Linked DNA regions of Homo sapiens: region 2 is linked to region 1. A link is an interaction called in ENCODE POLR2A ChIA-PET data of the cell type or tissue named here. Cell type or tissue: MCF 10A. All regions are shown on one strand. Region 1 holds the start of LOC100130987 (a long non-coding RNA gene). Region 2 holds the start of GRK2 (G protein-coupled receptor kinase 2).

What was found. ChIA-PET counts read pairs that join two places held together with the same protein. Peaks named below come from ENCODE experiments on the same cell type or tissue, not always from the same donor. Only the 100,000 strongest peaks of a DNase experiment are listed, where the experiment ranks them.
Region 2: POLR2A ChIA-PET joins it to region 1 with 24 read pairs; 31 of 35 experiments call an interaction of 5 or more read pairs at or near these places.

What each region holds. Positions count from the first base shown.
Region 1 is chr11:67,315,278-67,320,277 of GRCh38, forward strand. LOC100130987 (a long non-coding RNA gene) reads left to right here and starts at 2,562. Exons shown (of 4, transcript NR_024469.1): 1 at 2,562-2,920. RefSeq lists enhancers at 2,193-2,242, 2,283-2,712 and a silencer at 2,933-2,982. In MCF 10A, a CTCF peak has its summit at 2,475 (motif pointing left); DNase peaks (open chromatin) are centred at 1,984 and 2,524.
Region 2 is chr11:67,262,941-67,267,940 of GRCh38, forward strand. It overlaps GRK2 (G protein-coupled receptor kinase 2), which reads left to right and starts at 3,533. Exons shown (of 21, transcript NM_001619.5): 1 at 3,533-3,872. The coding sequence starts at 3,760. RefSeq lists a silencer at 3,322-3,521. In MCF 10A, a CTCF peak has its summit at 3,380 (motif pointing right); DNase peaks (open chromatin) are centred at 561, 2,111 and 3,411.

The DNA.
Region 1 (5,000 bases):
ATCAAATATATTGGTATGTGTATTTTTTAAAAATACAGACAATAGCATGTTAACATACTATTCTACACTTTGAAAATTGGTTCATATCAGAGTTCCACATCGGTACCGTGGTGTTATATATACATTGGTTTTCATCCAGGCTCCTGGCTCATAACCCTCATAGCCCTTGTTCAGTCTTTTGTTCTAATGTTGAGTGTGTCAGGCCTCAGGAGCAGGCCGCAGGAAACAACCTCTTGACATTCTGCCCTCCTCTCCCTTGCCCCAAGGCAGGGCTCTACTGTTCACCCTCACTTTCAGATTGTGGGTTATAAGACCCTCCCCAGAGAGACCCTCCTCCTCACTCTATACCCTGGTGTAAGGAATGCTGATGTCATGAAGCTTCCATTAAAAACCCAAGAGGACTGGCTTCTTGGAGCTCTGGGTAGCTGACCATGTGCAGGTTCCTCCCCGGTGGTGCACCTAGGGAGGGTGTGCACACTCCGCACCCTCCCCCGTGCACATCTTTTCACCTTTATCCTTTGTAGTATCCTTTATAATAAGCCACTAAACGTAAGTGTTTCTTTGAGTTCTGTGAGCTGCTCCAGCAAATTAATCAAACCGAAAGAGGGGATCGTGGGAACCCCAACTTGAAGCTGGTCAGGCAGAAGTTCTGGAGGCCTGGACTTTTGACTGGGATCTGAGGGGAGGGAGATGCAGTCTTGGGGGCTGAGCCTCAACCTGTGCGATCCGACACTATCTCCCGGTAGACAGAGTTGGAATTGAATTGGAGGCCACCCAGCTGGTCTGTTGCTTGGTGTGTGGGGAGAAAAACCCCACACCTTTTTTTTTTTTTTTTGAGATGGATTCTCACTCTTGTCCACCCAGGCTAGAGTGCAATGGCGCAATCTTGGCTCACTGCAACCACCACCTTCCAGGTTGAAGCGATTCTCCTGCCGCAGCCTCCCGAGTAGCTAGGATTACAGGTGCCCACCACCATGCCTGGCTAATTTTTTTTGGTATTTTTAGTAGAGATGGGGGTTTCACCATGCTGGCGAGGCTGGTCTCGAACTCCTGACCTCAGGTGATCCACCCGTTTCGGCCTCCCAAAACGCTAGGATTACAGGCGTGAGCCATTGCGCCTGGCCAACCCAATATCTTTGGTCACCAAAGTCTTACGTGTTGATAATTGTGATGGTGTGAGAGCAGAGGAAAAACGCCATTTGAGTTTTCCCCCCAAATAGTACATAAAAGATTTGCCTCATTTAAAAAATAACCACACATGTTCTATTTTATGGAATCCATCAGTTAAGTGGTCATTTATTGATGAACATTTAGGTTGTCTGAGGGCTCCCCCCCGCCCCCATTCCAGGTAATGCTTTATAAAGCACTTTTGTGGCCGGGCGGGGTGGCTCACGCCTGTAATCCCAGCACTTCGGGAGGCCAAGGCGGGTGGATAACGAGGTCAGGAGATCGAGACCATCCTGGCTAACACGGTGAAACCCCGTTTCTACTAAAAATACAAAAAAATTAGCCGGGCATGGTGGCGGGCGCCTGTAGTCCCAGCTACTCGGGAGAATGGCGTGAACCCGGGAGGCGGAGCTTGCAGTGAGCCGAGATAGTGCCACTGCACTCCAGCCTGGGCGACAGAGAGAGACTCCATCTCCAAAAAAAAAAATCTTTTCTTTTTTTTTTTTTGTGCCACGACGCTGGCTAATTTTCATATTTTTAGTAGAAGAGGGGGTCTCGCCATGTTGCCCAGGCTGGTCTCTAACTCCTGACCTCAGGTGATCCACCCCCTCCGTCTCCCAAAGTCCTGGGATTACAGACGTGAGCCACCGCGCCTGCCCCAATACCATCGTTTTCTAGAAATGAGGAAACTGAGGCTCAGAGAAGTAACTACTAATCTCTAACAGAGCCGGAATCAGATCCTAGGTTTCTAGATTCTCATTCCAAGAGACTAACGCGGGAGCGGGGAAGGTGGCTCCTGGGCAGTCAACTGACTGCACATTTCCGCCCAAGGCGGGACCTGGATCCAGAAGTGCTTGGAGCTCGCGGGTGGGAGGATCAGGATGACTGCTGCTCCCGGAGCCCGACTTCAACTCCCACCGGGCATAGGAGCCTCTCAGCAGCGCGAGGGGTCGCCCAGCCTGGACCTGGAACGCTTGCAGCACGACCGTCGCGCGCTTCCCTCCGGAACCAGCTCCCACCGTCACAGCCCCCTCCCTCGGCCGCTCCCGGCTCAGCCCAGGCTGGGGCGGGGCCTCGGAAGCAACTGCCCTCGCCCTAGCCAGGGCTGCCGCTTGTTAGGCCAAGTTTTCAAACGGCAAAATCAACCGCGCTGAAGAGACTGTGCCTCCTTCTCTTCACTCCGCATCCCAGACGCCTCAGAGAAACTACCTTTCAGACCTTCGCGGCCTCTCCTGCGCCCGCAGCGCCCGGCAGCTGGGGACCCGGGCTTAGCCACATCGACCGCAACGTTCGCGCGCCACCTTGTGTCCATTCCCTTAGCCTCCAGGGACAACCCGGAAACCACATTTCCCAGCGTGCCGAGCGCCTCTGCGCAGGCGCAAAGAGTTTCCCTCGTTGCCATGGGAACCTCGCCCCTTCTAGAGTCCTGGCCGCTTGACTCAGCTAAGCGCGAAGGTGTTGTTTCTTCCTGAGGTGCGCTGGGGCTGGGACCCGGTCTGCAGAAGGTCCAGGGGATGGCGTCGGGGGATTGAGGAGAGGAGACCAAGCCGGCCTTGCCTCCGGGACCAGCGCTTCCAAATTCTCTGGGGCGTCCCGGCGCGCACACGCTCCTGAGGCCTCGGCGTTCTGAGGAAAGGGGCTGGCGTGGCGACCCGGGTCCTCGAGGCCGAGATCTGGCTGTGGCCCGCGAAGCCCCGCTTGCCCGCGCCAGCGTCTTGTCACCCCGAGCCGAGGGCCTGCGCGCGGCCGACAGGTACTCCCGGGCGCTGGCAGCCCACGGGGAGGGTTCGCGGCGCAGGTGAACGCGGAGGTAGAATCAGACAGGGCAGTGAGTGCGCCCGGGGCTGGATCTGGCTCAGCCGCTGGTGGATTCGGAACCCGGGAGGCCCCCAGGCCCGGTGGGCTTCAGTTCCCACGCTCTGTAAAATGGGGCTTGGACTGGAATTCTAGTGTCCATTGAGATTCTGTTGCAGAGCAGCCCCCTGGCTCTGTGTGACCTACGAGTTCCTTCCTCTGTAAAATACGGAGGCTGAGACCGATGATCCTAACGTCTCTTCCTACGGTGCAGTATGTTACACACTGCTGGCCCCATTGCCCCTTATTGCACCCCAAGTGCAAGAAGAAAGAAGGGGACCTGGGATGATCTGAGCAAGACTCTCAGCTTGGGATCTAGAGTCAGAGAAACTTGGGTTTGTGACTTTGGGCAAAGTTAGGACATCTCTTGAGACTCAGCTTCTTCATTTGCAAGATTGGGGATAATGTTAATACTACCTCAGGTTTTTGAGGATTAAATGAGATGACGCATGTAAGTTTTTAGCCCAGGGACTGCATAGAGGAACTGCTATCCCAGGTCCCAACTATCGTTTCTGATAATTTCTACAATAGTCCCTAGCCACCATAAGACCTTTTCTTAATTTTTGAATTCACTTTATTTCTGGGCAAGTTCATTCTCCTAAGCAGGGCGGTTTTTTGCTTTTTGTTCGTTTGTTTATTTTGAGACAGGGTCTCACTGTCACCCAGGCTGGGGTGCGGTGGCGTGATCTCTGCTTACTGCAACCTCCTCCTCCTGGGTTCAAGCGATTATCGTGCCTCAGCCTCCTGAGTAGCTGGGACTACAGGCGTGTGCCATCGCTCCCGGCTAATTTTTGTATTTTTTGTTAGAGATGGGGTTTCACCATGTTGGCCAGGCTGGTCTCAAACTCCTGGCCTCAAGAGATCTGCCCGCCTCGGCCTCCCAAATTGTTGGGATTACAGGCGTGAGCCACCACACCTGGCTAGGCAGGATGGTTTTATAGGCTGATTTTGATGGGGAAACTTGAGTCTTTTCACCCAAGGTTGGATGCTCAAGGCCAGTGTATTGCCTCCCTTCAGCTGTAGGCTGAATTATAGCGTTACCACACAGCATTTAGGGAGGATGCAGGCTTAATGCCACATAGTAGGGTGGATACTTAAGATTCATAGAGGATGTGAGTACTTATGATGCAAAAACAGCTGAATATAGAATTATGTATTTACATAAGACTGGTTACTTTCATGGTTATAAAGAATGCGTAAGAATTCTATGCTGCTTGCATTGAGTTCAAGCTTTGTGTTAATTGAGAAAATTGTAACAAGGAGTTTTAAATTAATGAAAAAAGTATTTTAAAAATCTGGGAACATCCAATAATTTCACGAACAAGCCTTCATTCGTCCAACAAACATCTTTATATGGAAGCTATATTCCGTGAAATTTTTTTTTTTTTTTTGAGACGGAGTCTTGTCTCACTTTGTCTTTCAGGCTGGAGGGCAGTGGTGTGATCTCGGCTCACTGCACCCTCTGCCTCCTGGGTTCAAGCGATTCTCCTGCCTCAGCCTCTCAAGTAGCTGAGATTACAGGCACACGCCACCATGCCTGGCTAATTTTTGTATTTTTAGTAGAGATGAGGTTTCACCATGTTGGCCAGGCTGGTCTTGAACTCCTGACCTCAGGTGATCTGCCCACCTCAGCCTCCCAAAATGGTGGGATTACAGGTGTGAGCCACCACGCTTGGCTTTCCATGAATATTTTTTGAGCACCTACTGTGTACATGGAACTGTGCAGGGTGCTGTGAGGGATATGAAGATGTATAAGACACTCTCTGCCCTCAGGAAATACAGTCTAGTAGAGGAGATCAATTATGCATTTAAAACATATAAAATTCAAGTAGAAAGTGATGTGTCATAGAGAGGTCCAGGTTACTGCTCTGAAGATTCAGAGGCAGGAGAGATCGCTGTCGAGTCACACTGTGTAATGAGAGAATCAAGAAGACAGCTTCTGAACCTCCTAAAGCATGTAAACAATGTGGATATGCCAA
Region 2 (5,000 bases), 52 kb before region 1:
TGGAAATGGACTTGGCTTGTTCTAGTGACAGAAGGAAGACCAGAGAGGCTGGAGACTAAGAGGAAGGGGAAGAATGGAAATTGCTGAGTTAGAGAGATAGGCAGGCACCAGTCTGTGCGGGTCTCATGGGCCACAGGAAGTGGGGTGGATTTTATCCTAAGTGCAGGGGCAGTCGTTGGGGGTGGGCTTTGATGGAGATCTATAGAAGCTCAACCCACAGGAACGGCAGGGCGCGCGGAGAGGAGGCTGGTGCAGGCATGCAGGCGAGAGGTGATTGAGACTCGGGCCAGGGTTTAGCAGGGCACAGTGGACGGATCAAGGATGTACTTCAGAGACAGATACGCCAGAGATGCTGTATGACAGCAGGGGTATACATCGGGGTGGGGGCCAGGTGAGGAAAGAGAGGAATCGAGGACAGCTCCTACATTTTGGGAAAATGGAGGATCCACGCCTGAGATGGGGAGGCGGGAGAGGAGCAGGTTGGACAGGGGCTGGGTAGTGGGAGCAAGAGCTCAGTGTGGGCCGCGCTAAGTTTGCAACATCTATTAGTCATCCAGTGGCGATGCCAAGTAATGATGTGTCTGTGGGGCTGCCAGCTGAGCAGAGATGGGGCTCTACTCCACTTTGCACTCCTAGCATCCTGGTCAGGGCCTGGAGCAGTCTAGGCACAGAACAAAGGTTTGTTGAGAGAAGGAAGGCCTGCCTGTGAAGGCAAGTTTGCAATCGACCTTCCTAGGACCAACAGAGGCAACACCGTCCCCAAAACCAGTCTTCCCCAGGCCTAGGGCTCACACCAACCTCTTCTGAACCTGGAGCTTCCTGAAGTCACTTTTCCTGGGCCCAGGAATCAATGAAGGGAGACCAGCCCCCCTCAAAAGACCCCAGCTTCAGGCCTGGCAGGGGGTGTGGATTGGGCTGTGGGTGGGAGGGACTGAGTTTTTAGGTGGGGATGGGAAGGTAAGGCCACCTCTTGGAACAGGATGGCTGGCATTTCAGAACTCACACACAGACTCTGGTCCAACAAGTTCATCAGGTAGAATTTTTAAAATAGAGGCTATTCCCGAAAACCCTGGCTGACATGTGGCTGTGCTCGCAGTCCAGAGGAGTCAGGACAGGGCTGTGGGGAGAGGAGGTTAGAGGCTTCATGTTGTGGCATCTGGCCTTGTTCCACCCCAAAACCCATGTGTTCCAAGAGCTCATTCACTCATTCATTCACTCATCAAACACTGATGCCTTTGAGTCGGGTCCTGTGGTGGGCACTGGGAGCAAAGGATGAACTAGGGGCACCAGTGACAGTGGGGGACAGTATGTCCTCTTTAAATATATATATCAGCATTTCCAACATCAGGATGCATTTTCCAATTGATGCTGACATGTAACGAGGCTTCACTCCCCACTGTCGAAACTTGCAACAATGCATCTTGCAACTGAAAATGGAAAACAGGGCCTAGAAGGTGGTAAGTGTAGAATTGGAGATGTACATAGTTGGGGTCAGGGAGTCAGGGAAGACTACCTGGAGGAGGTGAGTCTTAGCGGATGAGTAGGAGTTGTCCACGGAGGAAGGTACACAGAAGGGCTTCCAGGCCCAGGAAACAGCAGAGGCACAGAAGTGAGAATGGGTGGGTGAGTTGGTGGGGAAACTCCAGGTGCAGAGGATGGTAGCGAAACAAACTGGAGCATTCAAGGTCCAAGTCCTCCAAGATCTTGACTTGCAGATTAAGGAGTTTGTTCACCTAATCTGCTTTGGGCAGAGTGTGGTGAGTCCTAGAGACCCCTCTAGGTCTCTCACTCTCAGTAGCCCCAGAAGGCCTGGAGAGCTGCTTCTGGGTGCCAAGCAGGCAGTGACTCCATCAGATCTAGATTTGGGAAAAGCATCCCTGGTCAGGGCCTGCATCAGGGCAGTGGCTGGCCATGAGGACCCTGAGAAGTAGACAGATTCACGGAGATTCTCAGGAGGCCAGACAGGAGACTATGGTGACAAATTAGATTAGAGAAGGGGAGAGAATGAAGGAGCAGTTGGGGAAAAGAAAACTGAGGCTCTGACATGGGTATATGGGTGGCGAGTGACTCACCACCCACTGAGAGGAGAACCTCACAAGCTCTGACATGCTCTGGTTCCAGGTTCTGTTGGGGCTGATCCAAGATGGTAGCCTAGAGGTGCACAGAGATGGGGGCCTTGCTTTGCAAAAGGATGCTGGCTGCTGGCCCACAGCATGGTAATGAGATTTGAGCTTTATGTGCCCAGGGCTGGGAGGAGGGTCCTGTCACTTTGAAAGCAAAGAGAGGCTCTAGAGAGGGGCATGTTGAGATAGGAATGCTGCCTTGAGACACCTGGCTTTCCCCACTCTGGGTGGGCTCTCAGCAGGGTGGGTTTCCCCTGCCAGGCAGCACTGAAACCTCTGTGCGCTTCCGGGCTGGGAGAGTTTTTACCGTAACTACATGTGGAACCATCCTGAAGGAACATCTGGATGGGATGGGGTACAGGGAAGGGAGCTGCCAAGAGTGCTGGCCAGGGACCTGGGTCTATGAGCTGGTTGGGGGGTGGGGTTGGGTGCAGGGTACTTGATCCTGAGTGGGCCTTCTGCGGCCAGGATTGGTTCTAGAGTAGGAGGGGTGGGATCAGGGATGGGGGAAGCCTGTAACTGCGCTGCAGTTGTCAGGTCCCAGGTTCTGGGTGACCTACTAAGGATTCTGGGTCCAGTGTGGGTCCCAGGTTAGACGTCCTAGTCCTGAGTCCGTGTCCACAGTTCTGGGTGTTGAGTCTAGGACAGTGATCTGGAGTTGACAGTCCAATCTAGGTCTGAGTCCTGACCCCAAGTCTAGAGTTCAGGGTCATGGTAGTAGCCTAGGGTCAGAATCAAGGTTGGGGTCAGTAACCAGGATGGGATCGAGGTCATGGTCCAAAATCTGGATCTGGGGACCTGTTGGGGGTCTGAGGTGAGTGTCGCAGTCTGGGTATGGCGTTGGAGACCCAGGGCTGTGATCTGAGGTCATGGTTAGAGTCTGAGGTGGTGGGCCAAGGTTTGAGTCTGGGGTCCTGTTTGGAGTCTGGTGTCAGGTCGTGGACTGCGTCCAAGGTCAGGGAGTCCGGGGTTATAGCCAGGGTCTGAGATGAAAGTCCCAGGATGGTGTTCAGAGGTCTGAATCTGTGTCTTGGTGAGCGTCCAGGTTCCCTGTGATCACGTTTGGTGTCAGGGCTGCGGCCCGACTGGGGAGCCTGGGATCCAGAGATGTGACCCGAGGTTGTGGTCAGAGAATGGGTCTCGGGTCGTCTTCCGTGCCGGGTCCCTGTCGTGTTCCAGGCCCGGGTCTCCGTCCAGCATCGAGGGCCGAGGTCACGGCCAGGGTCTGAGCCCGCGGTCGCAGGTCTGGTTCGGGGTCAGATTCCGCGCGGCCTCCAGGGGGCGCCGTCGCCCGCCCGGCTCGGCCCCTCGCGGGCTCGCTGGCGTTGTGCGCGGCAGGCGGGGCCGGAGGCGGCGGCGGCTCCGGGGCGCGGGCGCGCGGGCGGCGGCGGCGGCGGCGCCCCGACTGCAGTCCCGGCGGGAGCGGAGCGCGAGCCGGGGCCGGGCCCGAGCCGGCGCCATGGGGCGGCGCCGCCTGTGAGCGGCGGCGAGCGGAGCCGCGGGCGCCGAGCAGGGCCAGGCGGGAGGCGTCGGCGCCCGAGGCCGAGCGAGCCGCGGCCGGGCCGGGCCGAGCGCCGAGCGAGCAGGAGCGGCGGCGGCGGCGGCGGCGGCGGGAGGAGGCAGCGCCGCCGCCAAGATGGCGGACCTGGAGGCGGTGCTGGCCGACGTGAGCTACCTGATGGCCATGGAGAAGAGCAAGGCCACGCCGGCCGCGCGCGCCAGCAAGAAGATCCTGCTGCCCGAGCCCAGGTGAGGAGAAGCTGCCCGCGGCCCCGGCCCGACCCCGCGGGCGCCCCGGCCGCGGCCCCGAGACCCTGGCCCCATGCTCGACCCCGCGACCTGGACCCCCGGGGCCGGCTCTCGCAACCCCCTGTCGGCCCCCCAGCCCGGAGCAGCCCGGCCTTGGCGCCTGCGGGTCCAGACCCTAAGCCCCAGACCCTGGGCGCCTGAGCCCGGAGCGCCCCAACTCCGGAGCTCCTCTGCCCCATCGGTCCCCGGACCCAGTCGGGTCCCCCTGGCCGCCCTGCTGCTTCCTTATCGTGCTCCACCGGCCCCCCGAAGTCGCTGTCAGCCCCTGGCTCCCGCCTTCTCCCACGGGGGCCCGGCGCGCCCCTTCATCCTTCTCGGAGCAGCCCTTGGTCCCTGTGGGGTCCCCTCCCCTCCGCTGGCCACCATTTACCTCGCCTGACGATGTCACCCACCCTTTTGCTGTCCCTGCTCACGGCACTCGCTTTAGGGTTTCCACTACCCCCACCCGTCTCTCCTCCAGTCTACACTTGTGTGAGGTGTTGGGGGACAGCCAGTCTTCCGGACTCTTCTCCCACCCTCTGGTGGGGTCGCTGTCCTGGAGTTGGGCTCGAGAGTGCTTTCAGGGCGGCGTGGTGAGCAGGACCTAGGGTGCTGCGGGCACCCTCCCCCTCGGACCGCGCTCAGGTCGGGGAAACATCCCCTGTGCCCTCTCCCCTACATTTCTCCTCTGGCAGGCCCTGCATATGGTGCCCCGTGGGTGCTGTTGACCAGGGGCCCTCCCAGCACACCTGCAATGGCTGGACCTTAGCTGCCGCCTCTGTAAGACAACTGACATCACACCTGGTATCAAAGTTTAGACTGTTCAGGATGTAGGTGCAAAAGTACACAGGATGTGGACGATTGCTGCGGTTTGTCCAGCATTTTATGGCTGATAGAGTATCTCTCCACTGTGTGAGCCTCTCAGCAGCGCATGGGGTGGCGAGGACAGGTGTGGTTTTGTCCCTGTGGAACAGATGGGGAAACTGAAGCTCCAGAGGTGAGTGGCCTGCCCCGAGTCACACAGGTAGTCCCAGGTGGCACCTGGCCAACAGATCAGGGCTTCAGACTTCTGGTTCTACATTTCATCAG